Linked DNA regions of Homo sapiens: region 1 is linked to region 2. Evidence: read pairs that join two places in POLR2A ChIA-PET (ENCODE). Cell type or tissue: GM12878. All regions are shown on one strand. Each heading gives the region's core, and the rest is flanking DNA. Links, peaks and the distances in the headings are about the cores only. Region 1 overlaps KIF26B (kinesin family member 26B). Region 2 overlaps SMYD3 (SET and MYND domain containing 3).

Region 1 (16,351 bases), core at 4,191-12,190, 320 kb before region 2:
TAAAAAATGAAGCTCTAGTTTCATTCTTCTGCATATGAATATCCAGTTTTCCCAGCACCATTTATTAAAGAGATTGTCTTTTCCCCAATGTATGTTATTGGTGCCTTTGTCAAAAATGAGTTGGCTGTAAGTGCATAGATTTATTTCTGGGTTTTCTATTGTATTCCATTGGTCTTCTATGTGTCTGTTTTTATGCCAGTGGTATACTCTTTGCTTACTATAGCTTGTAGTATAATTTGAAATCAGATAGTATGATGTTTCCAGCCTGGTTATTTTTGGTCAGTATTGATTTATCTACTACGGGTTTTTTGTGATTCTATAAGAATTTTAAGATTTCTTTTTTCTATTTCTGTGAAGAATGTCATGAGTATTTTGATAGGGATTGCAGTGAATCTGTAGATTGCTTTGGGTAGTATAGACATTTTAATAATATTAATTCTTCTTTGAGCATGGGATATTTTTCCATTTATGTGCTCTTCAATATCTTTCATTGGTGTTTTATAATTTTTCTTGTAGAGATCTTTCACTTCTTTGGTTGAATTTTTACTAGGTATGTTTTTGTAGCTGTTGTGATTGCTTTCTTGATTTCCTTTCAGATTGATCACAGATAGCATATAGAAATGTTACACATTTTGCGTGTTTATTTTATATCCTGCAACTTTATTAAACTCATTTATCAGTTCTAAAAGTTTTTTGGTGGAATCTTTAGATTTTTCTAAATATAAGATCATGTCATCTACAAACAAGAATAATTTGACTTCTTCCTTTCTAATTTGGATGCCCTTTATTTCTTTCTCTTGCCCTATTGTGCTGGCTAGGAATTCTAGTACTATACTGAATAATTACAGTTTATAGTTCACCACTGAGCATCCTTTTCTTATTCCAGATCTTAGTGAAAGGTTTTCTATTTTAACCTATTCAGTATGACATAAGCTGTGAGTGTGTAATATATGACACTTATCTTGTTGAGGTATGTTCCTTCTATAAATTTGTTGAGGATTTTCATCACGAAGGGATATTGAATTTTACTGACTACCTTTCCAGCATCTATTGAAGTAATTCATATATTTTCCTTGATTCTGTTGATGTGTGATGTATTAAACTTATTTGACTTACATATGTTGAACTATCCTTGCATCACTGGGATGAATCCTACTTGATTATGGTGAATGGTCTTTTTAATATATTGCTGTCTTCTGTTTATTGGTATTTTGTTGAGGATTTTTCCCTCTTTTTATCAGAAATATTGTCCTGTAGTTTTCTTTTGTTATCTTTGGCTTTGGAAATAAGGTCAGGGTGGCCTTGTAGAATGAGTTTGGAAGTATTTCCTCCTCTTCAATTGTTAAAAATAGTTTGAGTAGAATTGGTATTAGTTATTCTTTAAATGTTTGGTAGATTTCAGCAGTAAATCCATCAGTTCCCTGGCTTCTCTTTGATGGGAGACTTTTTATTACTGTTCCAATCTATTACTTGTTATTGGCCTATTCAGGTTTTTATTTCTTCACAGTTGAGTTTTGGTAGGTTATATGTTTCCAGGAATTTTTCCATTTTTTCCTAGATTTTCCAATTTATTGGCATATAGTTATTCATAATGGTCGCTAATGATCCTTTGTGTATCTGTAGTATCAGTTGTAATGTCATCTTTTTCATCTCTGATTTTATTTAGTTGGGTCTTCTGTTTTTTCTTAGTCTAACTGAAGGTTTTAAAATTTTGTTGCTTTTCAAAAAAACAAACTTTTTATTTTGTTGGGGTTTTTTGTATTGTTATTTTAGTCTCAATTTCATTTATTTCTGCTCCATCTTTACTCATTTTTTTCCTACTAATTTTAGGTTTGGTTTGTTTTTCCTTTTCTAGTTCATTGAGGTGCAACATTAGGTTGTTTATATTTGGAGTCTATATTTTTAATGTAGGTATTTATTGCTATAGAACTTTCCATTAGTGCTACTTTTTCTGTATCCCGTGGGTTCTGGCATATTGTATTTCCATTTTCATTTGTTTCAAGAACTTTTTAAACTTCATTCTTAATTTCTTCATTGACCCATTGATCATCCAGGAGCATGTTATTCAATTTCCATATATTTGAATAGTTTCCAACATTTCTTGTTATTTATAGTTTTATTCTGTTGTGGTTAGAAAAGATACTTGATATGATTTTGACTTTTTAAAACTTGTTGAGACATGTTTTGTGGCCTATCATATGGTCTGTCCTGGAGAATGTTCCATGTACTGATGAGAAGAATGTGTATTTTGTAGCAGTTGGATCAAATGTTCTGTGAATATCTGTTAGGTCCCTTTGGTCTAGAGTATAGTTTAATTCTGAGGTTTCTTTGTTGATTTTTCTGCCTGAATGATCCACCTATTGCCAAAAGTGAGGTGTTGAAGTCCCTTACTGTTATTGTATTGTAGTCTACCTCTCCTGTTTAGATCTACTAATATTTGCTCTCTCTCTCTCTCTCTCTCTATATATATATATATATACCCTGCTATTTGGTTATATATATTCATAATTGTTATATCCTCTTTCAGAATTGACTCCTTGCTGAATTATTATATAACAATTTCCTTTGTTTCTTTATATAGTTTTTCACTTAAAGTCTATTTTATCTGATCGAAGTATAGCTAGTCTTGATCATTTTTGGTTTCCATTTGTATGGAATGCTTTTGGTTTCCATTTGCATGGAATGCTTTTCCCATCCCTTCACTGTTAGTCTATGTGTGTCTCTATAGGTGAAGTTAGTTTATTGTAGGCAACATATACTTGGGTCTTACTTATTAATCCATTCAGCCACTCCATGTCTTTTATTTGGAGAATTTAGTCCATATACATTCCATGTTATTATTGATAGGTAAGGCCTTCCTACTGCCATTTTATTACTTATTTTCTAGTTGTTATATAGTGTACCTCCTTACTTCCTTTCTTATTTTTGTGGTTAAGTGATTTTCTTTGATAGCATGTTTTAATTTGCTGCTTTTATTTTTTGTTTATCAATTATAGATTTTTGCTTTAGGTTACCATGAAGCTTACAAAAACATCCTGTAATTATAACAAGTTATTTAAAAGTGATACCAATTTAACTTTTCATTGTAGCAGAAGAAAAGAAACAAAAAGAAAAAAACACATGCATTTTAATTCCCTTCTGTTCCTACATTTTAAATTTTTGATGTCACAAGATCAAAATTTGCCTACCTCAAAAATTTTATAGTTGTTATTTTTAATAGTTTTGTCTTTTAATCTTCTTAATAAAATTTTAAATGGTTTAGATGCCATGATTACAATATAACAATCACATTAGCATTATTTTTCCTATGCTTTTAAGAACTTCTTTAGCATTTATCATAGGCTAGGTCTGGTAGTGATACGTTTTCTCTGGAAAACTCATCTCTCCTTCATTTCTGAGGAATAACTGCTTGGTGCAGTATCCTTGGGGAACATTTTTTTTTTCCTTCAGCACTTTGAATAATATCATCTCACTCCCTCCTGACCTGTAAAATTTCTGCTGAGAAGTCTGCTGCCAGGTGTATTTGATGTCCGTTGTATGTTATTTGCTTTTTTCTTGCTCTCTCACTGTTTTTAGGACCCTCTTTGCCTTTGACCTTTGTGAGTTTAATTATAATATGTCTTGGGGTCTTCTCACTTGGGTTGAATCTGATCGGTGACTTTTGACCTTTGTGTACCTGAATATTTATATTTTTCTCCAGGTTTGGAAAGTTCTGTGTTATTTCTTTGAATAAGCTTGCAACTTCTTGTCTTTCTCAGTTCTCTCTTTAATTCCACTAACCCAAATATTTGCTCTTTTGATGTTGGTCCATAGGTCCCATAAGCTTTGTTCATTCCTTCTTATTCTTTTTTTTCTCTTCTGACTGTCTATTTTCAAATAGTCTTGTCTTTGAGCTCACTGATCCTTTCTTCTTTTTGATCAATTCCTCTGATACGCTCTATTGCATTTTTCATTTCATTTATTGAATTTTTTACCTCCAGGATTTCTGTTTAATTTTATTTTTTAAATCTTTTCTGTGAACTTTCTCTGAGAGATTTCTGTGAGCTTTCTTGAAGTTCACTGAGCTTCCTTAAAACTGCTATTTTGAATTATTTGTCTGAGAGATCACATATTTTCATCACTTTAGGGCCAGTCTTGGTGCCTTACTTTGTCCCTTTGACATCATATTTCCCTGAATGTTCTTGACGCTTGAAGTATGATGATATCTACACATTGAGAGATTAAATATTTTAGTCTTCCTAGTCTGGCTTTGTTTGTGCCTGTACTTCTTCAGAGGGTCTTCCAGAGATTCTAAGCCAACTGACTATTGTGTTCCCTGTGATCACCACAGTAATCTCAGCATTAGAGGATACTCTATTCCCTGGCTTGCTGTGAGTCTCACAATGGCTTTCTGGCCCAAACGGACCTGGGGAAGACCCAATGACGGTACTTGTGTTATGTGGGAACACTGGCCACCAGGGACCTGAGTCCTGAAGACTGTCCTAGTTTCCCAGACAAGTCTACTTCCCAGCAGGTCTCTGCACAGGTAGGTTGTGTCCCCAACTATAGCAAGAGGGGCAGAAGTTGAGACTGGACCCCTTCAGAATCTGCTGTGGGAAGGAGGCTGATGGGCCTTTCTCATTGGCTGAGACAGGCATGTGTTACTCAGCAAGTCTCTGCACAAGTGGAGTAGTTTCTTGCCCATAACAGGAGGAGCTAAAGCCAAGACTGGGCCTCCTCAGGGTCTGCTATAAGATGGAGGGTGGCCGGGTGCCTGTAGTCCTAGCTACTCGGGAGGCTGAGGCAGGAGAATGGCATGAACCCAGGAGGCAGAGTTTTCAGTGAGCCGTGATTGCAACACTGCACTCCAGCCTGGGGGACAGAGCGAGACTCCGTCTCAGAAAAAAAAAAAAAAAAAAAAAAAAAAATGGAGGCTGGCATACCTGCCACATTGGCTCAAATGGGCATGCATCTTCTAGTAAGTCCCTGCATAGACAGGATAGTTCCCCAACTATCAGCAGGAGGAGCTGGAGCAGAATCTGGGCCCTCATAAGATCTGCTGTGAGACAGATACTGAAGGGGTCAGTCTCAGCTCAGAGGGGTGTGTGTCACCCAGCAAGTTCCTGTAGAGATAGAATAGTTATCTGATTACAGAGAGAGGGTCTGGAGCTGTGACTGGGCCCTCTTGGGATCTGCTGTGGAATAGAAGCTGGAGAGCCCAGTCTTGTATCAGAAGGCATGTCTTTCCCAGGAGGACACTGCATCAATAGGATAGTTCCACGACTGCAGCAGGAGGTGCTGTACATGCCTCTCTGCGGGTCTTAGCACAAATGGGATAGGTCTTTGACTGTCTTCAGTCTCTTTTGTCTAATATTGGTAGATCCACTCCAGCTCTTATGGTTACTGTTTGCCTTATCCACACTTACACGTTTAAATGATTGTTTATTTCTATTTGAAGTGTATTTCTCAAGCATATAGTAGAGCCTCACTTTTTTATCCAATCTGACGATTTTTGCCTTTTAATAAGGGTATTTTAGACTATTTCAATTTCATATGATTATTGATATGGTTTGGTTCAAAATATTATTTTCTGTTTTCTATTTGTCCCATCTGATCTTTGTTCTCTCTCTCTCTTTTTTGCTTTCTTTTGGATTTATGAAACATTTAAATGGTTCCAATTTCCATCTTCTGTGGGTTTATTAGCTATTACTTTTATTGTTTAATTATTGCTTTAGTGTTTGTAATATATATGTTTAAGTTACCACAGTCTAATTTAAAGTGATATTATACCACTTATATAAGGAATAAAAACCTTACAATAGTATACTTCCATTTCTCCCGTCTGACTTTTGTGTTATTGCTATCAAACATTTTAATTTTACATATGTCATCATTCACACGTTACATTATGATTTTTGTTTTAATAATAATCTTTTAAAGAGATTTAAAGTAATAAAAATTACATATTTACCCATGTGGTTATCATTTCCAAAGCTCTTCATTCCTTTGTCTATATTCCTTGTGTTTTTGCTTATGGTGAATTCTTTTAGGATTTTTAAGTCAAAAAATATCTTTATTTCCCTTTTGTTTTGGAATGATACTTTTGCTGGGTGTATATTTCTAACTTGACAGTTTTTAGTACTTTAAAAACATTGCTCCACTGTCTTCTCACCTGTATTTCCAATGAGAAATCTGCCGTCATCCTTATCTTTGTTCCTTTATATGTAACGTGCTTTTTTCTCTCTGGCTCTTTTCAAGATTTTTCTTTATATCACTGGTTTTGGGCGGTTTGGTTATGATGTGCCTTGATATAGTTTCTTCCTTTGTGCTTGGGGCTCACTTAGCTTCTTGGATACATGGGTTTATGACTTTCATTAAATGTGGGGAAGTTTTAGCCATTATTTTTCTCAAATATTTTATTTGTACCACACTCTGTCTTCTCCTTTAGGGACTCCAATTACACATAGCAGGCACTTGAAGTTGTCCTACAGCTCTTTTTTTTCTGTGTTTTATTTGTTGTTTTTTTTCCCTATATATTTTATTCTGAATAGTTTTATTGCTAGATCTTCAAATTTGCTGATTTTTCATTCTGCAATATCTAATCTGCCATTCATCTCATCTACTATATTTTTTTTATCTCACACATTGTAGTTTTTATCTCTAGAGGTTCAGTTTTGTGTCTTTTTAAATATATATTCCATGTTTCTACTTAACTTTTTGAACATCTGAAATACAGTTGAAATAACTGTTTTAATAAATAGCTGCTTCTGTCAATTCTAACATCTATGCTAGTTCTAGGTTGGTTTCAGTTATCTCTTCATTATGGGTTTCATTTTCCCGAGTCTTTACTTTGTAAATATTCTTAAGCTTTGTTTTAGAATGCAGTTGCATTACTTGGAAACAGTTTGATCATTTTTTTGTTTTGCTTTTAATATGTGTTAGGTGGGATCAGGTCAGTGTTCAGTCTGTGGCTAAGTATGGGAAAGACTTCTGGGTATTCAACCCAATGCCCTGTGAATTGTGAAGTTTTCCAGGCTGGCTGTTAGGAAGTGGCACTATTCCTGGCTTTGTGTGAGTGCTGTGCACCATTATCTCCAATCTTTTTAGGTAGTTAATTTCTGAGCCTTGAATAGTTTTCTCACATGAATGTTGTGTTAGTCCCTTTTGCATTGCTGTAAAAGACACCTGAGGCTGGGTGATTTATAAAGAGGCTTATTCTGCTCACAGTTCTGCAAGCTATACAAGAAGCATGGCACCCAGCATCTGCTTCTGGTGAGGACTCAGGAAGCTTACGATGATGGTGGAAGGTGAAAGGAGAGTAGGCGTGTCACATGGCAAGAGAGAGCAGGAGAGAGAAGGGGGAAGGTGCCAGCATCTTTTAAACAACTAGCTTTTGCATGAAGTTAAAGAGCAAGAACTCACTCATTACCATGGGAAGGGCACTAAGCTGTTCATGAGGGATCCACCCCCAAGACCCAAACACCTCCCACCAGGCCCCATCTCCAACACTGAAGATCACACTTCAACACGACGCCTGTGATTCTCAGTGTTGGAACCTGCTGGGAGGTGTTTGGGTCATGGGGGTGGACGACACATCTCCAACATTGAGGATCACATTTCAACATGAGATTTGGAGGACACAAACATCCAAACTACATCAGGTGTGCTGATCAGTACTCAGCTGAACACTTGAGGGACCTTCTGCAAATCTCTAGAGCTCTCTCCTCTGCAGTACTCTGTCTTGTAAATTGTTGCCACCTTGGTCTCCCTGTACTTCAGCAGCAGAGGTATTCATGGGCAAGTTGCTTAAGTTTTCTGAACAGTTATTTTCTCATCAATACAGAAAGGATAATAGTATTTAGCTTATGATTCTACTGTGGGAACTGAACGAAACTGATGTTTGTACAGCACCTGGCACTTGGCAGATACTCAGCAAATATTTGGGTCTTCCCTGTCTCTGCACCTGGTCGTTACTTCTTCCTGATTTTTGTCTTGGGTTTGCAACCTGATTCCTGGCTGAGCTTTAGGTTGGTTTCTGTATAACGATCAACCAAAGCAGGTAATCACTCATGAGCCATTCAGGTTTTAACTTGATGAGTTTCAGAATTCTGCTATTCAAATGGCATTTAGGTAGAAACGTATCCTCCTGTAATTTGACATTTATTTTCTCCAAAATCTCATTCAGTTCAACCTGCAAGAATTATTTGAATTCACTTATTTGTAGTGTGAATGTCAGTAGGCTTTAGAAGGTCAGTGGTGCGTGGTGGAAAGAATTTAAGAGGACCAATGCTATTTGCAACCCCAGCGTGATTTTTCTGGGGTTTCCTAGTAGGTCATGAACGTCAACCTTTTACTTCCCCTTCTCATTTTGCCTCAGATTTCCCAAGGAGCTACATGAAGAACAGATGAGTGTTTGTCAGAACTTAACCATTTCTCTTTTATCTTCTCCCCTGTGGTAGTGTCTGGAGGTCGCAGCCGCCTGCATCTCATTGATCTCGGCAGCTGTGTGAAAGCTCTTAGCAAAAATCGAGAAGGAGGCTCAGGGCTGTGTCTCTCGCTGTCTGCTCTGGGCAATGTCATCCTGGCTCTCGTCAATGGCAGCAAACACATTCCATACAAGTAAGTGACTCTTCTACTCAAAGAATGTGGTGGGGTAAGCATGGTGTGGGACGCTTTGTTCAGTGCCATCTGTGGAGAGGTGTGCCACAGAGGGACAGCCTGGACCCCATTATAAGTTCAGTGCCAGAGACCAGCCTTAGCTAACAGTTGTGTAATGCATGATCTCCCAAATTCAAAACTTTTGGAAATACTTAAATCTATTCCAGTTCTAACTTTAGGCTGCTCAAATTAGAGGAAATAGGAAATTATCTCAGTTGAGGTCTCCACTCGCAAATGAAGGTGGTGGGTCATTGTCACCATAATAAAGATGTGCCTGTTTCATAGTGATGAGAGTGAGGGGTGGAAGACTGGCTTATCCTTAGGGGTAGGGCCACCAGACTTAACCAAAAAAATATAGGATATCCAGGCAAATTCAAATTTCAGATAACCAACAAATAAGGTTGTATTATAAGTATGCACCCCAACATTGCATGGGACGCTCCTGGTGACATGTATTTTATCTGGCAACCCAATCTCGGGAGTTCAGAAAGCTAGGGGAGTTAGCACCTGCCTTCCCATGCAAATGTTTAGTCACTTCCAGGATCCTTCCTGTCTCTTTACTACTGCTCCAATTAAATTACAGCCGCTCCTATGTCTGGCAGAGACAAAGCCACTCCACCACCATCACCCCAACTAAGCGTTCTCATTGGACCGTGTGGTGGCAGGCCATTGACTGGCTGTCCAGGCTTCTGCCAAGGCCTAGCTGAGCCTCTTACTAGCTGCATGAACCTTCATTCTTCCTAAAATGAGGGTTAAAGCTATACATGTTACATCACAGAAATATAAGGCTCAAAATGATAAAACATGTATAAAAGTTTATTGTAGGCTGGGTGCGGTGGCTCATGCCTGTAATCCTGGCACTTTGGGAGGCCGAGGCGGGTGGATCACAAGGTCAGGAGATTGAGACCATCCTGGCTAACACGGTGAAACCCCATCTCTACTAAAAATACAAAAAATTAGCTGGGCGTGGTGGTGGGCACCTGTAGTCCCAGCTACTCAGGAGGCTGAGGCAGGAGAATGGCATGAAACCAGGAGGCGGAGCTTGCAGTGAGCCAAGATCACGCCACTGCACTCCAGCCTGGGCAACAGAGCGAGACTCCTTCTCAAAAAAAAAAAAAAAAAAAGAAAAAAAAGAAAATTTATTGTAGAATTTAGGACACTATGGCCAATAACCAATGATGAAAGTCTGGTTACACCTATCTAGTCAAGCCTATCCTCACCTATTTAAAGGGAAAAAACACCGACCTTACAGAGTTGCCATGAGGTGAAGATTAACTAAATATATGTGGATTCATGGTTTTATCTGTAAAAACCCTACAAAACCTACGTTGCTGTTGTGTAGGAGGAAAAAGTCGGGCAGTGTATTCTATAATTACTGAGATTCACAATGAGTGCTGGAGTTTTTCTTCCCCTCAGCCCTATGTTGATGCCAGACCCCCCCACCAAATACATTGTGAGTTTATTTCCTACCAGGAGAACCATTACTGGACTGACTTTAGGAGCTTAAATGGTGATTATAATCCTGTCCATCTCATTTCTAGAAATTTGGAATCCTAGTTGGATAAACCCAGAAATGGTTTTCCCGGCTCTTGTAACAACCCTTTTCTATGGGAGAATATTCTGAGTTGAAGAATTATAGAGTTTCATTCGATGTCATTTCTGTAGTTGAGTAAATTCAGCTTGTGGGGAGAAAGGGCAGGGGAGGGAAACCGTTGGAGTTGGAGATGAAGGGAAGAGTACTAGCACTCACTGGTTTCCATAAAATGAGAATCATGTCTGTTAATGTCAGAACTTCATAGATCATGATATAGATAAAATTCCAAATTGCACCTTAGCAGGAGGTCATTGATTACATATCTTACTTATAGCTTTTACACTGTTTCTGCAGGGCGACATGCTTTTATGATTTCTATAAATAGTTGTTGAATTGATGGCGGGAAGATAGATGCATGTAAACATGAAATTATTTTTAATTTAAAGTAACTTCCTTTTAGTTAGAGTTGGGTTTTTTATAAATGAGTAGGGAAACATTAAAAATTGTTTTTATGGCCCAGCGTGGTGGCTCACACCTATATTCCTGGCACTTTGGGAGGCTGAGGCGGGAGGATTGCTTGAGACCAGCCTGGGCAGCATGGCAAAAACCTGTCTCTACAAAAAATACAAAAATTAACCGGGCATGGTGTTGCATGGTTGTAGTCCCAGCTACTTGGGAGGCTGAGGTGGAAGGGTGGCTTGAGTCCAGGAGGCAGAGGCTGCAGTGAGTTGAGATTGCGCTACTGCACCAGCCTGGGCAACAGAGTGAGACCCTGTCTCAAAAAAAAAAAAATAAATGAAAGTTTGTATTAATCGTTCAAGCTTCGTGTTAATTAAGCATATTTTTAACATGCTGGCCCTACCAACTGGCTACCTGCCCTCCTGGGAGACATCTCCACTCACCAGTCCCTGCAGACAGCTGCCTGCCTTCATTCCAGGAGTCCCCTTCCTTCTATTCTGGCACCAAGAGAGTGATCATTAAAGTGTTTCTGTGTCTCAAGTAAGCAGACTAGCTTCCATGCAGTGTCAGCACAAGACCCAATCCTGGAGCTGTCCCGTGGCCTGGTTGAGCTGTTGATGGCGTGGGTACAGACTCACCAGCTGCCCTTGCCCTGCCCTGCCTAACACAACTCATCGAGACCTTGCTGGGTTGCCTGGTGCTGGAAACACGGTGGCCCTGGCCATCCAGCCAGCGCTGTCCTTCCCAAAACATCCATTGGCCAGTGCGTTTGTTCTGTCACCCCTCAGTGTCCTAATGCCCTTCATTGTACGTGATCTTAAAAAGACCCTTGCCGAAATGTTTTCTCCGAGTCTGGACCACGGCCTAGATTCAATATTTGGCATCTGCAAATGTACATTTACAAAGTGATTCATCAACTAGAAACTGTCCTCTTTTGAGGTACAGGAAGATAAGGCAAAGGTTTACTCAAATCACCCAGCCAGTGGGTGGCAGGATCAAACTGCCTCGCTCCTCACAGCTTCAGAGGCCTCGACAGTTCCCAGCCTCACTGCAGACCCACGCCCACTTCTCATCAAGCTCCCGAAATGTCGGAGCTGCCTTCACTGCGCACGGCAGGGGAGCCCAGCACAGCAGGAAAGCCCCGATTTCTTTGATCAATTCCGTCAGTGCTCTGAAGCCACATTATGCAGCATTTTGTTAGCATACTAAACACCTTCAGGGTGTCAAGCCTTGTCTTTGCAGTGCGTTCCTTAGAGAAGTGGAAGTTTCCTGCCCTTGAGGTTTCCTCTTACTCCTCCTGCTCACTTACGGAGGGTGGCGGGGGGAACAAAAATAGAAAACCAAATTCCATATTCTCTTTCCTTCCCCCACCCCCCCCAAAAAACACAGACACCCCACTACCTCTTCATTTGTCTCCCCAGACAACTCTGTACTTGGAACCTGCATTACTTGTGCTTGCTCCTGGGAAATTCGCTGCAATGTGCACAGAGGGGCTGTAGCCTGTCTTCATTCCTCTTCATCATCTTACCAGGCTATTTGTCATGTGAGCAAGCTGGAAAGTGAGTTTGGATTCATTACCCATCCCAGGCATTCCCACAGGCACCCTCCATGTGCGCTGAATGCTTCTGACTTTGCAAATGATATTGCCCTTGAAGATGCAGGAGGCGTGGAGCAGGTTTCCAACCTCAGCCATTACACAGCACAGGCACATTACATGGCACAGGCTTGCCGGCCAGTCCAGGCGCCATAAATCAGTTCTCAACGGTGGCACCATTCAGAAAAGCATGCAGGGAAGGCAGGGAGACCACCAAGGGCTCCAACCCCTCGTCAGTTCTGCACTGACAGGCTGCACAAATTACTCTCTAATTTTTGAGAGCCTCCACCTCCAGGGAACCCTGCCCTCATTCGATCATTTTGACAGTGCATTTGCAAATTTTCTTTATTCGGTACATTCATTTGCTGTTCCTTACTGCTCTTGGGCACCAAGGTGCTAGGAATCTTCCCATTTAATGGATAAGAAAAAATAGGCAGAAGCGTTGAAATGACTTCTCAGGCCAAAACCCAGTGTTGCACATCCCACAGGAGTTGGCCCCCAGAAGAACCGCCACAAGGATCTGTCAGGGTGAACTGAGCTTCGGCTAACGGGTGTTATGTCCCAGCTCATCTGAAGGACCACAGCTTTTCGAGACTCAGATTCTCACCATGACCCAATTATCTCAAAATAGAATTTCTGGTTCTCTTAGATGTTGCTTTGTAGAGGGCACAGGCCCTTAGAAAGCACACACCTGTCATGCAGGCGTCCTTCAAGCCCTGAAGCATTTACCTTCATTGATGACTGCTGCTCCATATGGAGAAAGAATTCCTTTAATGGGTCATATGACCTGTTTGCTTATTTGCCAACACAGTGTTTCTAAACACTCTGTTTCTAAACAACAGCTAGTTGCTAATGTCTTGGCTGCCCTTTAACAAGAGTTCATGGAAAGTCCTTCTGTGGCCCTCTCATGTCATGCCTGTCTGAGATGCTTCTCCCAGTCATCTTGAAAAATGGTGCTACATAACCATCCTGTCGTGGAAATGATGCCCGGCACCTCCCTCTCACGGGTTTGGTCTATGGTTCAGACCCAGACCTAATCCTTGTTTGTTGAGATCAGTCACTGAGACACTTTGGGTCTCAGCAGCTGTGCTGAGCTCGCCTCCTCCTCTCTCTGGTAGAGCCTGAGGCAATCTGTGATCCAAGCTGCAGGCCACGAGCAAACACCGCAGGCAACATCCACTTCCAGAAGGCTGTGTTCCACAAAAGCGATGAGGACACCCATCCTCAGGGGCTATAATGGGAACTCTTTTCCTCCTAAGGCCCTAGTGAGGAGTCAGGAACCAAGGTCATCTTTAAGCTTGTAGCATCGGGACACACCAGTTCATTCAAAGCAGCAGGCAGCACTAGAAGCTCAAGTTCAAATCAGTGACTTGAAAGGAAATGACACTTCATAAGTAGAGGCAGCTTTTTCAAAATGCAAGCACCTTCTCATCCAAGAGAGGGTGGGGTTCTGGCACCTGTGGGTCACACTTGTGGCAGCAGGCCCAGCATTGGCAGGAACTTCAGGACGAGCCTCTGAAGGATGTGGACATTCCCCTCCTTGCCTGGAGAAGTGCTTCCTCCTAGAGCCCATGGAGATTTGGGATTAGCCTCTCCTTTCTCAGAACTGGAAACCCAGTACTCAAGGTCTGGGAAGCTGGGGAAAGGGGCTCAAGATTGCTGTTAGCTAGAGCGGGGTTCCAAACCCCCAGGCCACAGATTGGTACAGGTCCCTGGCTTGTTGGGAACCAGCCTGCACAGCAGGAGGTGAGCAGTGGGGGAGCATGACCACCTGAGGGCTGTTGGCTGTCTGATCAGTGGTGGCACTGGATTCTCATAGGAACCTCATGCTATTGTGAACTGTGTGTGCGAGGGATCTAGCCTGTGCGCTCCTTATGAGAATCTAATGCCTGATGATCTGAGGTGGAGCAGTCTCATCCCCAAACCATTCCCTACTCCCATTGGGTCCATGGAGAAATTGTCTTCCACGAAACCTGTCCCTGGTGCCAAAAAGGTAAAAGGGTTTGGGACTGCGGAGCCATGGCATTGAATTCCCATCTCACACAGGAGAGGAAAGGCTCTTCCTCAGGACTTGGATGTATATTACTTAGACGTACCATGAAATTAAGTAGATATTTGCCAGGAAAAATGCAAAGGAGTATCAGTTCTCCAGATTTGTTTAAGATAGCATGAAACGGAGAGGTTCATGTAAGAATCTGTGTGTGTGTGTGTGTGTGTGTGTGTGTGTGTGTGTGTGTGTGAGAGAGACATATGCATATTTAACCTCCTTTAAATGTACATTAATGCTGTATTTTCTCCCCCTGATTTACAGGGAGAATATCAATTTAGAACTATTTGCACAAACTCTAGATACCAGTTTAGAGCGTTCCCTATTTAGAAATAAAATAACCAAAGTCTCAGGTTGCCAGGCAACTGCAGCAATGATAATTCTTAGTATTGCTGCTTTAGAAATACTCATTTTTATACATTTTAGTGATGGTTAGGATGCAGAGAATGTGAGTTCAGAATGTCGCTGGGACATCGAAGTCCCTTTTCTATGAGATTTTTAGCATTCTCACTTGCTTTTATTTTTCCCCCTTAGCTCTGTTTGCTTCCTTGGCTAGCGGTATCTTCATATTTAGCTATAGAAATCTCGAGAGATTGTTATTATTTTCTTAAGAGTTGAGGCAGAAGCTGCCACTACATTAATTCTGCCAGGCTCATTATAGAACCACGCCAGTCACTCAGGGAGAAATGACACCGTCTGGGGATCGGCCGGGGTCACAAACACTGGGTTCAAGCTTTGGTTGTTCTGCCGCTAGTTTGACACATGAACTCTACACCTCGTCCTTTTCATTCTTAAGAGGACCACATTCTGGCCCCTCTCAGAGCTTCACTGAATTGGGAACAGAATATCAGGCCCCAGCTCTGTCATCATCTCTTGGCGGCAAAGCCACGGCTCATGTTTTTGTCTGTCCACTGCAGCAGCCGTTGTGGCGTAATGGCACATGATGGTCTCGGGGCTGGGTAGAAATTGGAAGGCGTCTTCCTTTCCCTTTTGGCCTTTCAAGTGTATCTTCCTTTATGTCTAATGTCTGGGGTTACTATTAAAGTCTTTCTGAATTCTGAACCAATGATCAGATAGATACAAGAGAATGATTGGGAATGAAAAGCCTGCTAATCCTAGCAGAGTAGGAAAGGGTAGACAGCCCCTTCCCCAACCCCACGGCCTCAGTGGAGGAGAGAATGGTGTGGCCTGCAGGGGAGGGACAGGCAGACAGCGCCAGCTGTCACCCAGGCTCACGTTCACCAGCCTCAGCAGTCAGACCTTCTTCCTTCCTCCCTTGGAGGAAGTGAATAGAAGGGCAGAACCGAGAGCGGGAACTCTATCTTGATCTTGCTAAAGGGGTAGAAGTTCCTAATTCGTGGACTTGCTGGACCACAGGGAGGAGGAGAAAATGATTTCTAGTACTTATTTCCTGGCATTTCAGCTACATGGAAGGTAGTTAGCACGGTGCATAAATGAGCCCCCGGTGAGAGTATTTCCCATCGTGAGCACCACAGCCGGGCGTTGTTCTCACTGTGCCTCACAAGCTCTGCTAAATGCCTTATGGATATTTCATTCTGACAACCTGTGACATAGGTACTGTAATCATACTAGTATCACAGATGGGGAAACTGAGACACAGAAAGGTTGAGTATCTTGTCCAAGTTCACACAGCTAATAGGCAACAGGGCCTCACTGCCTCCCAGTTTATCACCCCCCACCGAGTACAGTTTCTGGAATATTGTGCTCGGTCAACATTTGTTGCAATAACAAGTGGGGTACAACAGAGGATCAAACATACCAGCAAAGCTTGCATATGTGTAGTTGATTATAAGTAAAAGCACAGTCTGGGCACAGTGGTTCACACCTATAATCTCAGCACTTTGGAAGGCCTAGGCAGGAGGATCACTTGAGCCCAGGAGTTTGAGACCAGTCTGAACAACATAAGGAGACCTCGTCTCCACAAAAAAAAATTAAAACACTAGCTGGGCATGGTGGCTCATACCTGTAGTCCAAGCTACTTGGGAGGCTGAGGTGGAAGGATCGCTTGAACCCAGGAGGTTGAGGCTGCAGTAAGCTATGATCGTATCACTGCACTCCA
Region 2 (16,351 bases), core at 3,626-11,625:
TAAGACTAGAGACCACTGGATTGCCGTGCAGTTACTGCCGCTGGCATTATTTTCTTAGCACACTAAGAAAAATAAAAATGTTCAAAGTCCTGTTTTTAAAAACAGGATGAGACTTCTGGCTTCTGATCTGGTATGTAAGAAGCTTAGAAGTCACCATTCCATCCTAACAACAAGTAAAAAGCTAAACAAACTAAAAAATCAACCATTCTTCTTACACATTTGAGATGCTAGATATATTAGCTTAATTTAATTATTCCACATTGTATTAAAAACTCACAATACCACTTTGCATCTTATAAATATACACAACTATAATTTCTCAATATACAGTGTTAAAAAAAAATTCTTAGATCTGCCAAAGAAATAAGGTCACAGGGCAAGCTGCTGCCCCCAAGACTAGAGAGACAGAGGGGCGCATACAGAGCATTGCAACTTACTACAACAGAAACCTCCATGGAAATCAGTACCCGGTAGAAACCTCAATTGTACTCGACATACTGCTGGGGGTCTAGAATGAACAACTCTTCGAGTTTAAAACTCCAGAGGTGCCCATCATGGGGAGTAGGGAGGGATAAGCTTTTGTGAGTTTTTTTTTTTCCAGGAGCTCTAGCAGGGCCTCGCAGTGAGTATCAGAGAAAAATTCCCTTATGCTTCCAGTGGAAAAAGGAGGAAAAGGACCATTTTGAAAAAACACCAGAGATCAGCACCATAGGAAAAGGAAAAAAGAAAAAGAAAAAAACACCAGAGAATTATGTTCTTAACAAGGTTTTGCCCTCCAGAGAAACTAACCAGACCCTAACTTGCTGGGGCTTTGGCAGAGCCTAACCTACCTGGGGAAGGAAAATACCCAACTCCAGTCCACTCTAGTCATCCTGTCCCACAAGAAAACAAACAAACAAACTGAGAAGCACTGAGTGAAGCTCACAGTCCAGGGTCATGGGCTCACTAGAAGACTGAGACCCACTCACAGGACTACAGGAGAACAATTCCATTCTGAGTTAGTCCACTTTGCATTTGCTATAAAGACGTAACCAATGCTGGCTAATTTTCAAAGAAAAGAGATTTATTTGGCTCACGGCTCTGCAGGCCATACATGAAGCAGAGTGTAGGCGTCTGCTTCTGATGAGGGCCTCAGGAAGTTCACCATCATGGCAGAAGGCAAAGAGGGGCCAGCATGTCACATGGTGATGGAGGGAGCAAGAAAAGGGAAGGAGAGCCAGACTCTTAACAACCAGCTCTTGTGTGAACTAACAGAGCAAGAACCTGCTCATCACCAAGGGGAAGGCACCACGCCATGCATGAGGGGTCCACCCCCATGATCCAAAACCTCCCACCAGGCCCCACCTCCAACACTGGGGGTCATATTTCAACATAAGCTTCGGAGGGGACAAAACATCCAAACAGTATCACTCCCCAGTGATTTACCACCACATCACTAAAGACCCATTCACAATTCTTTTTACCCAGTACATCATGACATCCGTCTTTCAGCAAAAACTTACCAGACATACTAAAAGGCAAAAAACACAGTGTGAAAAGATTGAACAAGCATCAGAATCATAGTCAGATACAGCAGAAATATTGGAATCATTCGACAAGAAAATTTTTGAAAATGATGAATAAGCTAAAGGCTTTAATGAAAAAAGGACATGAAAGAACAGATAAGTATAAGCAGATGAAAATTCTAAGAAAGCAAAAGTAATGCTAGAGATCAAAATCATTTTAACAGACTTGAATAATCCTTTTGACCAACTTATTAGGAGACTGAACACAACTGAGGAAAAATCTCAGCTTGAGGATACGACAACAGAAACTTCTGAAATGAAAAAGCAAAGAGAACAAAGATTGTAAAAAAAAAAAAAGAATATCCAAGAACTGTAGGACAACTATGAAAGATGTAACATACATATAATGGGAATATTAGAAAGAGAATAAAGAGGGAAAGGAACAGAAGAAATAATATTCAAAACAATAATGACTGAGAAATTCCCCAAATTAATGTCAAACACCAAACCACAGATCCATGAAGCTTAGAGAACACTAAGCAGGATGCCAGGAAAACTACCTCTGGGCATATCATATTTACAACTAAGAAAATCAAAGATAAAGAAAAAAAATATTTAAAAAAATACCCCAGAGGGAAGAAGAACATACTTCAGTGGAGGTAAAAGAAAAACTTTTGTTTTCTTATTCTTAATTGATCAACACACAATATCTTTTTCAAAATAATAGCAACAATGTACTCAATTACGTATGCATATATATGCTTATGTATAAGTGAAATGAATGACAGTGATGATTCCAAAGATGGGAGGGAAGAATTGGGAATATTTTGTTATTATAAGATATTTGCACTACTGATAAAGCAGTTTCATGTTATTCGAAAATGGACTTGGATTAGTAGTAAGTGTATATTGCAAACTCTACGGCAACCATTTTAAAAAGTAAAAAGAAGTATAATTAATATGCTAATAAAGGAGAGAAAACAGTATCATATAAAATCCAGCTTTATTCATAATTTCCAAAACTTGGAAGCAACCAAGATGTCCTTCAGTAGGTGAACAGGTAAACTGTGGTACATCTAGACAACAGATTATTCATCACTAAACAGAGATTAGTCATCAAGCCATCAAAGGACATGGTAGAACCTTAAATGCATATTACTAAGTGTAAGAAGCCAATCTGAAACACTTTATACGGTATGATTTCAACTGTATGACATTATGGAAAAGGCGAAAGTATGAAGATAGTAAAAAGATCAATGGTGGCCAGAGATGAGAGGGGAGGGAGAGATGAACAGGTGGAACATGAAAGATTTTGGGGGCAGTGAAAAAAGTCTGTATGACGCTCTAACAGTGAAGACATGCCATTCTACATTTGTGCAAACTCACAGGATGCACAACACCAAGGGTGAGCCCTAATGTCAACTCGGGAGTCTGGGAGATAATGTGTCAATGTAGGTTCATCGACTTTAGCAAATGTACCAATCTGGTTTGGGATGTTTATGATGATGGGAGATAGGGGTGGGGCAGGGAATGGCCAAGGGTTATATGGGAAACCTCTATGCTCAATTCTGCTGTGAACATAAAACGGTTCTCAAATAAAAAGTTTATTAATTTTTTAAAGGATTTTTACACAACTAAGCCTTGATAAACATTTACCTTCTTTCTTCTTCATCATAATTATTTTTCCGCATTATTTTGCTATTTTCCTTCTCTCCTTCTCTCTCTCTCTTTCTTTTAGAGACAGGGTCTCACTCTGTTGCCCAGCCTGAAGTACAGTGGTGCCATCACAGCCAACTGTAACCTCGAATTCCTAGGCTCAAGCAATTCTCCTACCTCAGCCTCCCCACTAGAACTACAGACGCCTGCCACTATGCCTGGCTAATGTTTCAGTTTCTTCGTAGAGATGAGGTCTCATTATGTTTCCCAGGCTGGTCTTGAACTCCTGGCCTCAAGAACTCCTCCCACCTTGGCCTCACAAAGGGCCGGGATTACAGGCGCACATCACGATGCCAGACCCAATTTTGCTATTTTCTAGCATAACATGGTATGCACACATTAAATTAAATGTGAAAAACAAAGGCAAAAAGAAAAATAAATCAACAAAAGTTCTCCAATCATGACTAAAATCATGGACTATTTCCTTCTAATCTTTTCTACAGGCTGATTTTTAAAAACATTACTTAATTCATGGAGAATATCAACCAGAGTGCTCAAGATCTGGCCCTTGGGAAGACAGGCTTTCAGATCATCTCGAGTCCTTATTTCCTTTCTACCCCCAACCTCTGCTGTGCCTGGTGCTCAGGGCCCCTCTCCAGAAACCGTCACTCTGAAGATGAGCAGGCACATTCAAGGCTGTAGGGAGTACAGGGGAGGATCTGATGCAGTCTTTCAAATACTCCTTTTCTTTTAAGGTCCCCATATGAACCTATCCCCCCTCAGGACCTCACTTCATTAATTTCTGAGCCTTTCTGAGCAGGAAATATGCTTGCTTCTCATCGATATCCACCACTGTAGGCACTCAGATCCCACCTAGCTCCCCACTGTTAATTCAGTCATCAGAACTCCAACTGCTTTTTGTCTTCATTATTGATCAATGTGTTATAATGACTTTTGATTCCATCAAAAGTAGAATTTGTTTTTCCATTCCTCATTCTCCTTGCCATTCTATGGTGATGGATGATTTCTGAGAGAAGAAAGAGGTAGAAATCTCTCTATTCCATCACAATTCTTATTCTTACATGGTATTGTAATACCATATTATCTTTATTAATCTGGCTTTATAATATATTTCACTGTCTGGCAGGAACATGGTCATTTCAAATTTGACTGAATGTTTCAAAAAAGTATTTTCTATTTGTCTTTAAAGTTATGGGCAACTTACCAGATAAGTTGAAAAGAAGTTCAATATCCTAAATTCAAAATCCTAAATTTTCACATGTAGACCTTCCTATCAACTCAGACAATGCCAGGCACAAACCTATGATCAGTAACTGCTGAGTGATTGTGAACAAGCCATCCAAGAAAAGTCAAATGCATAGGGGCATTTGTGGAAGTGTGGAGTTGTCTCTGAAAAGCTGTTGCACTGTGAACTTGTTTCAGCCTGAGAGGCAAGAAAGGCTGGCCTGTGATTACTTCCGGTGTCTACCTAGTGTGAAATGTGTTGAGTCAATGAAGCATCTGGAACAGACTTAGTTCAACTGGAAGGTTCATGACTGGGATGCTTCCTGGAGCCCTCAGACCAGAGGGCAGACATAACCCAAGAATTGCTTCTTATTAAAGGAACAGAGACAAAAACCTAAACAGAGGGATAACGGCAGAGCATTAAATGCAGATAATTCCATTTGCGACTAATTTACCCAAATAAAATAGCAGAAAGCAGCTTTCAGTGGAATAATTTAAGGCAACAGGCAGGAGAGTGGCGTGAACTATTATTTTCATATTTCCATTGCTTACTTGTCACTTCCAGTGAATATTTAACTTTTGAGCATCCACTTTGTGGCTTAAGGATGTTCCTAACTTCCCCAAACTTTGCATCCTTGACCAGTACACTACAATATTTATTCACAACCCTGGGAAATACCTATGGGAAAGTTACTGTTCCCTGAACGAAATACATGAAAATCCAGATTTCTCTACTCGCTGACAGTTTATATAGATAATGCTACTTCCCCCTCAATTTATCTCTACTCTGTTTCAATCTACACACTGCTGTCAGAACAGCGTTAGACCACAGATCTGAGCACTTTAATCCCCCCCTCAAAAATGGCCCCCCTCTGCTCACCAGCTCCATGCTGAGGCTCTCACGTCCTTCTCATGATATAACCCCCATCTACTGAGACACTCAGTTCTCCTCAAATGAATCTATTCTCCATTCCCTGACTAAGCTGCAGCGTTCTCACCTCAGTGCCTTTGCCTAGGCTGTGTCTTCCATCTGAAATGCCCTTTACCAGACTACTGGAATGACAACTCTCCTTCAAGGCCCAAGTGCCTCCTATATTAAAACAATAATGGTTAGAACTTTCCATTTCAACAAAATGATGCAGAATTCACCTTATATTGAAAAAGGCAGGTAGTGAAGGAAATTCAGTGTACGAGTAACAATGCACCTCATGTAAACCACTGTGAGGTAAAGAAAAGGCAAGGACTTTAAAGCCAGATATTCATGGATTTAGCTCCCTGGTCTGGCATCTTTGAATCTTGTGACTCGGGGCAAGTTACTCAAGTCTTCTGGAACTGAGTTTTCTCCTCTATACAATGGACACAATGGTACCTGTGTTGCAAGTGTGGACTGTAGACACAAACCACGCGTTTCCCATATTCCATTTAATAATTCTGTGCTGCCCTCGTCTTTCCCGCGTTGTAAATTTCAGCCTTCTCAGGTCTGTGTCTTTCTCCTGTGCCGTTCATCAGTGGAGGCTTAGTTCCCAGTGCTGGTGGAAGATGCCTCCGTACACTGTTAAGGAGGCAATGCTTTCTCTTCCTATCATTGATAATATTCTGCATCATAGGGCTATGAGACCTCCAGGCTTCAGAGATTACCACTGTGTCCTGTGGAGGCAACCTCTAAAAAGTATGTAATTCTGATTTTCTTAGTTAATAATGTGTCACTCTGGTAACACTATTTAAATGGGTCTCTATTTTCTCAAAACGTAAGTACTTCTGAGTTCTCTTTGTTAAGCCAGAAGGGGAGGCAAAAGAAAATAACTTTGCTAGCTTTCTTATTTAAATTGAGAGCCTGGGATCAATGAAAATCAACACGGGTTTGCTGTGAGAATGAACCACAATAATTAATGACTCTTCAGTGGCTAGAACATAAAAGATAGCTAGTGTTAGTGAGACCATCAGCAACAATACAACTGCACAACTTCTACTAACAATAATGACATGGACACTGTTCTGCCAGACCTTCCAGTCCACAGGCCTTTGAGGCCTTAGCCAAGACTTTTCTCTACTGGAGGGGTAAAAACCACTAAGCAAAGCCTCGCTTGTCTGAGTCAGCTGAGTCTCATAGCCAGGGTATTTGTCTGACCCTGTTTTCAGTGCTGAATTTGCCATCCTGTTGTAAATCAGTCAGCACAAACTCAGAAACATACCCGTTCATTTACTTAACAGCACACAATCCTTCAAAGGGCAAAGTGGTTTGAGGAAATCCAAACTAACCAAGGGGGGAAAGGCCAGGAACACGGATTCCTCTGCTGAAGATAAATGGTAGCTATCAAATCTGCACACAAATCCCTGAATAAATACCAACAGCATTCCTTCGTGTTGTTTTGAAATTCAAACTACATTAGGAAAAGAGAAAGGTGCCTTACTTTTTGACATACCACTAAGTCTTCACTCCATCAGAATGCTATTAGCATTAGTGGCAGATTTTATTACCTCTCTAAGTGTGTATAAAAACCAAGTGTCTCTAAAAAGTATTATTTTTGTTGACATTTATCATAAAGACTATTAAAACAACATATAAAAATGTCAATGTTGACTTTCTTCAGAGAAATAGAAAGAACTACTTAAATTTCATATGGAGCCCAAAAAGAGCCCATATAGCTAAGACAATCCTAAGCAAAAAGAACAAAGCTGGAGGCATCATGCTACCTGACTTCAAACTGTACTACAAGGCTACAGCAGCCAAAACAGCATGGTACTGGTACCAAAACAGACGTATAGACGAATGGAACAGAACAGAGGCCTCAGGAATAATACCACACATCTACAACCATCTGATCTTTGACAAACCTGACAAAAACAAGCAATGGGGAAAGAATTCCCTATTTAATAAATGGTGTTGGAAAACTGGCTAGCCACATGTAGAAAGGGGAAACTGGATCCCTTCCTTACACCTTATACAAAAATTAATTCAAGATGGATTAAAGACTTCAATGTTAGGCCTAAAACCATAAAAACCCTAGAAGAAAACCTAGGCAATACCATTCAGGACATAGGCATGGGCAAGGACTTCATGTCTAAAACACCAAAAGCAATGGCAACAAAAGCCAAAATTGACAAATGGGATCTAATTAAACTAAAGAGCTTCTGCACAGCAAAAGAAAAGTATCAGAGGAAACAGGCAACCTACAGAATGGGAGAAAAATTTTGCCATCTATCCATATGACAAAGGGCTAATATCCAGAATCTACAAGGAACTTAAATTTACAAGAAAAAAAACAACCCCATCAGAAAGTGAGTGAAGGATATGAACAGACACTTCTCAAAAGAAGACACTTATGTGGCCAAAAATTATGAAAAAAGCTCATCATCACTGGTCAGAGAAAAGCAAATCAAAACCACAGTGAGATACCATCTCACACCAGTTAGAATGGTGATCATTAAAAAGTAGGGAAACAACAGGTGCTGGAGAGGATGTGGAAAAATAGGAACACTTTTACACTACTGGTGGGAGTGTAAATTAGTTCAACCATTGTGGAAGACAGTGTGGTGATTCCTCAAGGATCTAGAACTAGAATTACCATTTGACCCAGTGATCCCATTACTGGGTATATACCCAAAGGCTTATAAATCATTCTACTATAAAGACACATGCACACATATGTTTATTGCGGCACTATTCACAATAGCAAAGACTTGCAACCAATCTAAATGTCCATTAGTGATAGACTAGATACAGAAAATGTGGCACATATACACCACAGAATACTATGCAGCCATAAAAAAGGATAAGTTCGTGTCCTTTGCAGGGACATGGATGAAGCTGGAAACCATCATTCTCAGTAAACTAACATAGGAAAAGAAAACCAAACACCACATGTTCTCACTCTTAAGTGGGAGTTGCACAATGAGAACACGTGGACACAGGGAGTGGAACATCACACACCAAGGCCTGTCTGGAGGTGGGGCTAGGGGAGAGATAGCATTAGAAGAAATACCTAATGTAGATGACGGGTTGATGGGTGCAGCAAACCACCATGGCACGTGTATACCTATGTAACAAAGCTGCACTGTTCTGCACACATATCCCAGAACTTAAAGTATAATTAAAAAAAAAAATCAATGTGTCATTTGAGTAGCTCATTGCACCCAAACTGGCTATTGCACAATTTCAGTTTATACAATCTATTAAGAGAACGCACACGCTCTCGTCTGGTTAGAACGCATTCTTCTTCCTGAGGGAAAACCTGAGCTTAGGTTGTTCTCTCTGAAACATCCCCACTAACGGGGATGTCCCTTGAAGGCCGCAGGGACTCTACCTTTTATCTCTAAATCTCTGGAGCCTACCTTGGTGCCTGGTACATAGCAGTCACTCAATTCATGGTTGGTGGGTTTATTTTTTTAAAAATAGCAGCTGTCATTTAACCAGATGCTGCTTTGTGGGAGGCCCTTTGCTTACATGATCACTAACACTTAAAACAACTCTGTGAAGGAGGCTAACAAATCCTGCCTTACAGTTGAGGAATCTCAGATTTAGGAAGATTAAGAAACTTGTCCACAGCTACATACCTGGTCAGTGAGTAAAAGATTCAAACTCCAAAGCCCAGCTTTGCAGAGTCTGAAGCAAACACTACGCTGTACAGAGTCTAGTCACCTATAGTCACTGCTGATCTTGCCATGTCTCGGGCACCACTGATGCCTCACTATAACTGAACCAAGTGGGAAGGGGGCACTGATCTGAATGTATTCTGACAACAGACCATGCCCTAGGATGTAAGTCCCTGGTACAAGACTGTTTTCATTATTCTTACTCCTGTCTCCTAAAAGCAGGCAAGAAAACCAGTTTTTGATAGATTAGAATTGCACTCTATTTTCATTCGGATACCAAGTCCTGAGACACCTTAGCTGGCTAGGTAAGTCTGGTGGTGGGAGACCTGCTCCTGAAGCCATAAGCAAGTTAACATATGTGAATTTCCTCTGTAAACTCCACATGGCTCTATGACAACAACACAGTGTTCAATGGTATCACGGTGGTGAAAAGAGCACAGATTTTTAAATCAGATATAACAGAATTAGAATCTGCACCTCCCCCTTACAACCTCATCATCTAGGGCAAGTTGAGTTAATTAACCTCTCAAATTTCTAATTCATCATCTGGAAAGTGTACAGAATAATCTGCACATTGCAGGATGTGGTGAATATTGCTAGGTGTTCACCAACATCTGTTCTCCCTTGCTCCCAGGGCACAGGCCTGAACTACGTTTCCCAGTTCCTCCCCCAACCCCTGGAATCAGGCACAGCTACGTGACTAAGTTCGCTCCAACTGAGTGGAAGTGAAAGAGTTGGGAACTGCTTCTGGAGCTAAGCCTTGAGACTGTGGGCTGGCCCTGCTGGGCTCCTTTTTCCACTTCTTGTGAAGGCCTGAGGGGCGGTGGAGCAACACCATGGAAAGAATCCGGGCCCTGAATAACAGCATGGAGTGGAGTCACCCACCCACCTGGTACATACATTACACAATCAGTGAAAAAGAAATAAATGTCTATCTCCTTTGAAGCTACTCAATTATCATTATGTCCCTTTGTTACGAGAACCTGGCCTTACCTTTGCCAACAGTGTTTTTCCCACCTATTATAATGCCTGGCACAAATTGGGTACTCAATAAATAAATGATGTCATTGCTGCTGCTGTTACCACTACTGCCACACCTACCATGCAAAGCAGTTCCCTTCTTACACACATTGAAGGTTCCACGGCCACAGACACAAACTGCTGCCCTTAGCTACAGAAAGGAAAGTTAATGAAATGAAGATGGCTCTGGAGGAAAACAAAATCAAAACTTTCAACTCTAGAAGAAATAGCTTAAAGCACATGCCCTATTGAAGGACAAACACTTAGCTAAAACAGCCATCATCATTGTTGCTTTTGTTAGGTATTATGTTTTTGAGGTTATAGCAGGAAAGCTTATAGACACAGCACAAGAAGGAAATTTAGGAAGGCATATAATCGGGGTGTCCATGTTATACACAGGGTGTTCACCCAATCTGCAAATGTTTATTAAACTATTCACCAAATATTTGTGAAACCAACGAGGTACCAGGTATTTGCTAAATGGAGGTACAGATAATAGCCTCACCCTCAACTTTCACAGGAGTTTTATCACAAAAAAAATCAAATGAAAATAAGTAGCTTATTGTGTACATGTGACAAGGGAAAAAGGAGAGGAACAAAACCTACCCATGTTGTGAGGCTGCACGAGAGAGCAAACATACCAAAGAATCTTGCTTTATTTTCTCAGCGAAAAGAGTTCTAGTGCACCCATCAGTTGCTCTTGTAACCAGACACTGTCCAAGGAGCATCAGACCATCCCAACTCAAGAACAAATGTCCCAGTTAGCCATGGCTAAAGAACACTTCCCTTAATAACGTCTTTTGATCGGCACGAGGAAATCTACCTATATGAGTACTTTTTTGGGGGGTTCAGTGAGTCACTCACAGACCTATTTCTCACCAAGTCATTCGGAAACGTAAATGTCCAGAAAAATAAATTTTAAATATGATAGGACTTCCTGGATGTTAAATTCAATTTCAGAGTATTTTCTCATATGAGAGTCATTTTGTAAAATAGACTTTTGCATTTTAACAAAATCATCATCATTAATACCTATGCTTATAGGTCTAAACAGTTTCAATCAAGTCACAAACTAAATCAGGCTGCCCTTCCTCCAGACCCTGACTTGCTAACAGATGCCACTATCTGTTCAGGCACCCTCCTTTCCTCTTCCCACCTCTCTCAAAGCCACTCCCACTGTGAGTATCCTCACTCTGACACTTGTGTACTGGAAGATGATTTTTCAATGAGAAAAAATCTCTCTTTAAATGACATTTTTCAAATTTAATATGACTAAGTTCTGCCCCCAAACCTACTCCTTAGATGGGAAGATTCATTCCCATCTGAGAGATGACAGTATTTATTTTTCTCTAATACATGAGCAGTATTATAAAACCTTCCCCCATTTCTCCCCAATCCATGTCATCCAGTCTATCAGAGTCATGACAATTCTGACCCCAGAATGTATCTTGAATCTATTTCATTTTTCCCATCTCCTACATCTCCTATGCCAACCTCCTAAAGCCATCGTCTCCGGCCCAGGGAAAGCCATCGTCTCCGGCCCAGGGAAAGCCATCGTCTCCGGCCCAGGGAAAGCCATCGTCTCCGGCCCAGGGAAAGCCATCGTCTCCGGCCCAGGGAAAGCCATCGTCTCCGGCCCAGGGAAAGCCATCGTCTCCGGCCCAGGGAAAGCCATCGTCTCCGGCCCAGGGAAAGCCATCGTCTCCGGCCCAGGGAAAGCCATCGTCTCCGGCCCAGGGAAAGCCATCGTCTCCGGCCCAGGGAAAGCCATCGTCTCCGGCCCAGGGAAAGCCATCGTCTCCGGCCCAGGGAAAGCCATCGTCTCCGGCCCAGGGAAAGCCATCGTCTCCGGCCCAGGGAAAGCCATCGTCTCCGGCCCAGGGAAAGCCATCGTCTCCGGCCCAGGGAAAGCCATCGTCTCCGGCCCAGGGAAAGCCATCGTCTCCGGCCCAGGGAAAGCCATCGTCTCCGGCCTAGGGAAAGCCATCGTCTCCGGCCCAGGGAAAGCCATCGTCTCTGGCCTAGGGAAAGCCATCGTCTCTAGCCTAGGGAAAGCCATCGTCTCCGGCCCAGGGAAAGCCATCGTCTCCGGCCCAGGGAAAGCCATCGTCTCCGGCCCAGGGAAAGCCATCGTCTCTAGCCTAGGGAAAGCCATCGTCTGTAGCCTAGGGAAAGCCATCGTCTCCGGCCCAGGGAAAGCCATCGTCTCCGGCCTAGGGAAAGCCATCGTCTCCGGCCCAGGGAAAGCCATCGTCTCCGGCCCAGGGAAAGCCATCGTCTCCGGCCCAGGGAAAGCCATCGTCTCCGGCCCAGGGAAAGCCATCGTCTCCGGCCCAGGGAAAGCCATCGTCTCCGGCCCAGGGAAAGCCATCGTCTCCGGCCCAGGGAAAGCCATCGTCTCCGGCCCAGGGAAAGCCATCGTCTCCGGCCTAGGGAAAGCCATCGTCTCCGGCCCAGGGAAAGCCATCGTCTCTGGCCTAGGGAAAGCCATCGTCTCTAGCCTAGGGAAAGCCATCGTCTCCGGCCCAGGGAAAGCCATCGTCTCCGGCCCAGGGAAAGCCATCGTCTCCGGCCCAGGGAAAGCCATCGTCTCTAGCCTAGGGAAAGCCATCGTCTGTAGCCTAGGGAAAGCCATCGTCTCCGGCCCAGGGAAAGCCATCGTCTCCGGCCTAGGGAAAGCCATCGTCTCCGGCCCAGGGAAAGCCATCGTCTCCGGCCCAGGGAAAGCCATCGTCTCCGGCCCAGGGAAAGCCATCGTCTCCGGCCCAGGGAAAGCCATCGTCTCCGGCCCAGGGAAAGCCATCGTCTCTAGCCTAGGGAAAGCCATCGTCTGTAGCCTAGGGAAAGCCATCGTCTCCGGCCCAGGGAAAGCCATCGTCTCCGGCCCAGGGAAAGCCATCGTCTCCGGCCCAGGGAAAGCCATCGTCTCCGGCCCAGGGAAAGCCATCATCTCTAGCCTAGGGAAAGCCATCGTCTGTAGCCTAGGGAAAGCCATCGTCTCCGGCCCAGGGAAAGCCATCGTCTCCGGCCTAGGGAAAGCCATCGTCTCTAGCCTAGGGAAAGCCATCGTCTCTAGCCTAGGGAAAGCCATCGTCTCTAGCCTAGGGAAAGCCATCGTCTCCGGCCCAGGGAAAGCCATCGTCTCTAGCCCAGGGAAAGCCATCGTCTCCGGCCCAGGGAAAGCCATCGTCTCCGGCCCAGGGAAAGCCATCGTCTCCGGCCCAGGGAAAGCCATCGTCTCCGGCCCAGGGAAAGCCATCGTCTCTAGCCCAGGGAAAGCCATCGTCTCCGGCCCAGGGAAAGCCATCGTCTCTAGCCCAGGGAAAGCCATCGTCTCTAGCCCAGGGAAAGCCATCGTCTCTAGCCCAGGGAAAGCCATCGTCTCTAGCCCAGGGAAAGCCATCGTCTCTAGCCCAGGGAAAGCCATCGTCTCTAGCCCAGGGAAAGCCATCGTCTCTAGCCTAGGGAAAGCCATCGTCTCCGGCCCAGGGAAAGCCATCGTCTCCGGCCCAGGGAAAGCCATCGTCTCCGGCCCAGGGAAAGCCATCGTCTCTAGCCCAGGGAAAGCCATCGTCTCTAGCCTAGGGAAAGCCATCGTCTCCGGCCCAGGGAAAGCCATCGTCTCCAGCCCAGGGAAAGCCATCGTCTCCGGCCCAGGGAAAGCCATCGTCTCTAGCCCAGGGAAAGCCATCGTCTCCAGCCCAGGGAAAGCCATCGTCTCCGGCCCAGGGAAAGCCATCGTCTCTAGCCCAGGGAAAGCCATCGTCTCCAGCCCAGGGAAAGCCATCGTCTCCGGCCTAGGGAAAGCCATCGTCTCTAGCCCAGGGAAAGCCATCGTCTCTAGCCTAGGGAAAGCCATCGTCTCTAGCCTAGGGAAAGCCATCGTCTCTAGCCTAGGGAAAGCCATCGTCTCCGGCCCAGGGAAAGCCATCGTCTCTAGCCTAGGGAAAGCCATCGTCTCTAGCCTAGGGAAAGCCATCGTCTCTAGCCTAGGGAAAGCCATCGTCTCCGGCCCAGGGAAAGCCATCGTCTCTAGCCCAGGGAAAGCCATCGTCTCTAGCCCAGGGAAAGCCATCGTCTCCGGCCCAGGGAAAGCCATCGTCTCTAGCCTATGTTATTGTGACACTCTTAACCTCATCTCATGCTTGACCCCTTGAATCCATTCTCTATATACTTCTCTAGACAGAATTAGAATCATCTTTTTACAAACATGAAGGATTCAGTCACACCCACATTTCAAACATTTCAATGGTTTTCTGCTACTTCAGAAGAAAATTGAAACTTCTTCAAATGGCCTAACACGGCTCCGCTTGATCCAGCCTCTACCACACAACAGCCATCCCCACTCTTCTAGCCTTGCTCCCTCATGGCATGGCTTTAAATGCCACCATTGGAGGAAGTCCATCCTTAATCACAAAACCGAAAGGAGGGGCCACGCACGGTGGCTCACACCTGTAATCCCAGCACTTTGGGAGGCTGAGGCAGGCAGATCACTTGAGGCCACGAGCTTGAGACCAGCCTGGGCAACATGGTGAAACCTCGTCTCTACTAGAAATACAAAAATTAGCCAGGTGTGGTGGTGCATGCCTGTAATCCCAGCTACTCTGGAGGCTGAGGCAGGAGAATTACATGAACCCAGGAGGTGGAGGTTGCAGTGAGCCGAGATCGTGCCACTGCATTCCAGCCTGGGTGACGGAGTGAGACTGTCTCAGAAAACAAAAAACAAAAAACCCCAAAACTTAAAAGATTCTCCCTTGCATGAGAATCTTATTTGCCCTCCACTTACCACCATTTATAATAATTCCTCTTTTTGTTTCCTTCCTGCCCTGTTATTAACACCTCTGAAGGTTGGCCCCATGCAGGGAACATACTACTTTTATAGTGCACTCGGCTGGCAAGCAGTCTTTCTTACTTTCTCTGTGTTGTGTCTATGTATACACAGCATATCTGTGAGGGAGATATTAATATTATTCCCATTTTACAGATAAAGAAGATGTGAAGCATATGGAGGCTAAGCCCCTCCCTCCATCAGGCCACAGAGCCAGGTGCAAGCCCAGTCTCACCCCAGCATCCTGGCTCCTGTCAGCTGTCGTTTATCATCACTATACACCAGCACGCCTGGCTCTTTGTAGGAGCTGAGTGAACATGGGCAGAAGGAATCGTGAAGTAAACGCTTCCAAGTCGGAACATCCAGAGACATTTGGTTCCTCTCTAGGTGCTCTTACCCATTCCTAGTTCTACTATTTATGCTGGGAGGCATCTTCTGTCCCTTACTAATTGATAAGTTCATCTAGGGCAAGAATCATGATTTATCCATCTTCGTGCCTCTCATGATACCCAACAGTAGGCGCTCAAAAAACTTTTCCTAGTGTGTGCAGGCATTTAAAACTCAGTAGAAATTAACCACAATTGCAATGAAGTAAAATTCAACTAAGAGTTCCCACAAAAAATAAGTACAACAGTCACCATTCCAGTCATTTATAGAGCTGATCTGAATCCAGAGGTAAGTTTCCAGAATTAAAGAGCTGTTTTATAGACTGCGTCTTTCTACTTCACGAGTGGGTAGAAATCATCTTTATTAGAAAAAAAATAAGTGCGGGAGGGCGGGGGGCAGAGAGAACTATTTCAAAAGGTTTTTCCCTGTTTGTCCTAAATCCTCCAGAGCAGGCAGTTAAACGTTGAGTCCAGCGTTTCGGAGCCTGGCCAGTCTATTACAGGCCTTGGTGGTGAAAGGCAGAGTGGCCTCATCCAAGCTTTGTCTCTCGTCAGCAATGCTACCTGTGCTGGCCTTTCCGCCTTACTTCCCAAACTCCTCTCCCATTTCTCATTTCTGCTCCCATTTCCCCTTGTTCCCTCCAACACTACGAAGGCAAATTATGGGGCTCAATACTGAGAAGTCCTTTCCACCTTATTGATAATGAATTTCTTTCCTGGGAAACACCTGGGAAAGAGACCAAAAATTCAGGACAGTACAGCCTAATCTGAGGTATCTGTCCATTCTTGGCAGGTATGCATTGCTAAAAGCATGTGACTACTACCGTATATCAGAGAGCCCTTTTATGGAACGTGGCTCTCTGCTCCATGAGTGGGTGGAAATAATATTTAGTGAAAAGAAGAGTCTCGGCATCTTAATGAAAGAAACCTAGATAGGAGATGAGTCATTTAAACCCTCTCTCTGTCATCACACAGAAATAGCTTGAAGAAAGAAGGAGTCAACTCAAATGCCCAAGGAGGGCAATGGCAACAGAGATTTGGGAATCTTTTCCAGGGTAAAAACAACTGGGATGGGCTAGGGGTGAATAAGGAAGTTCCATCCTGTCTAAAGGTGTCTG

Evidence for each region. ChIA-PET counts read pairs that join two places held together with the same protein. Peaks named below come from ENCODE experiments on the same cell type or tissue, not always from the same donor. Only the 100,000 strongest peaks of a DNase experiment are listed, where the experiment ranks them.
Region 1: POLR2A ChIA-PET joins it to region 2 with 6 read pairs; 3 of 35 experiments call an interaction of 5 or more read pairs at or near these places.

What each region holds. Positions count from the first base shown.
Region 1 is chr1:245,637,683-245,654,033 of GRCh38, forward strand. KIF26B (kinesin family member 26B) reads left to right here. Exons shown (of 15, transcript NM_018012.4): 10 at 8,439-8,598. Among named protein-coding and RNA genes, the nearest start is that of KIF26B-AS1, 410 kb to the left of the region's middle. RefSeq lists an enhancer at 10,813-11,326. In GM12878, for the core only: a CTCF peak has its summit at 11,615 (motif pointing right); DNase peaks (open chromatin) are centred at 7,899, 8,339 and 11,579; H3K4me3 peaks cover 3,942 bases; H3K27ac peaks cover 3,403 bases.
Region 2 is chr1:245,962,948-245,979,298 of GRCh38, forward strand. All of the region lies in intron 5 of SMYD3 (SET and MYND domain containing 3), which reads right to left. Among named protein-coding and RNA genes, the nearest start is that of SMYD3-AS1, 140 kb to the right of the region's middle. In GM12878, for the core only: no CTCF peak of the experiment used is centred there; no DNase peak of the experiment used is centred there.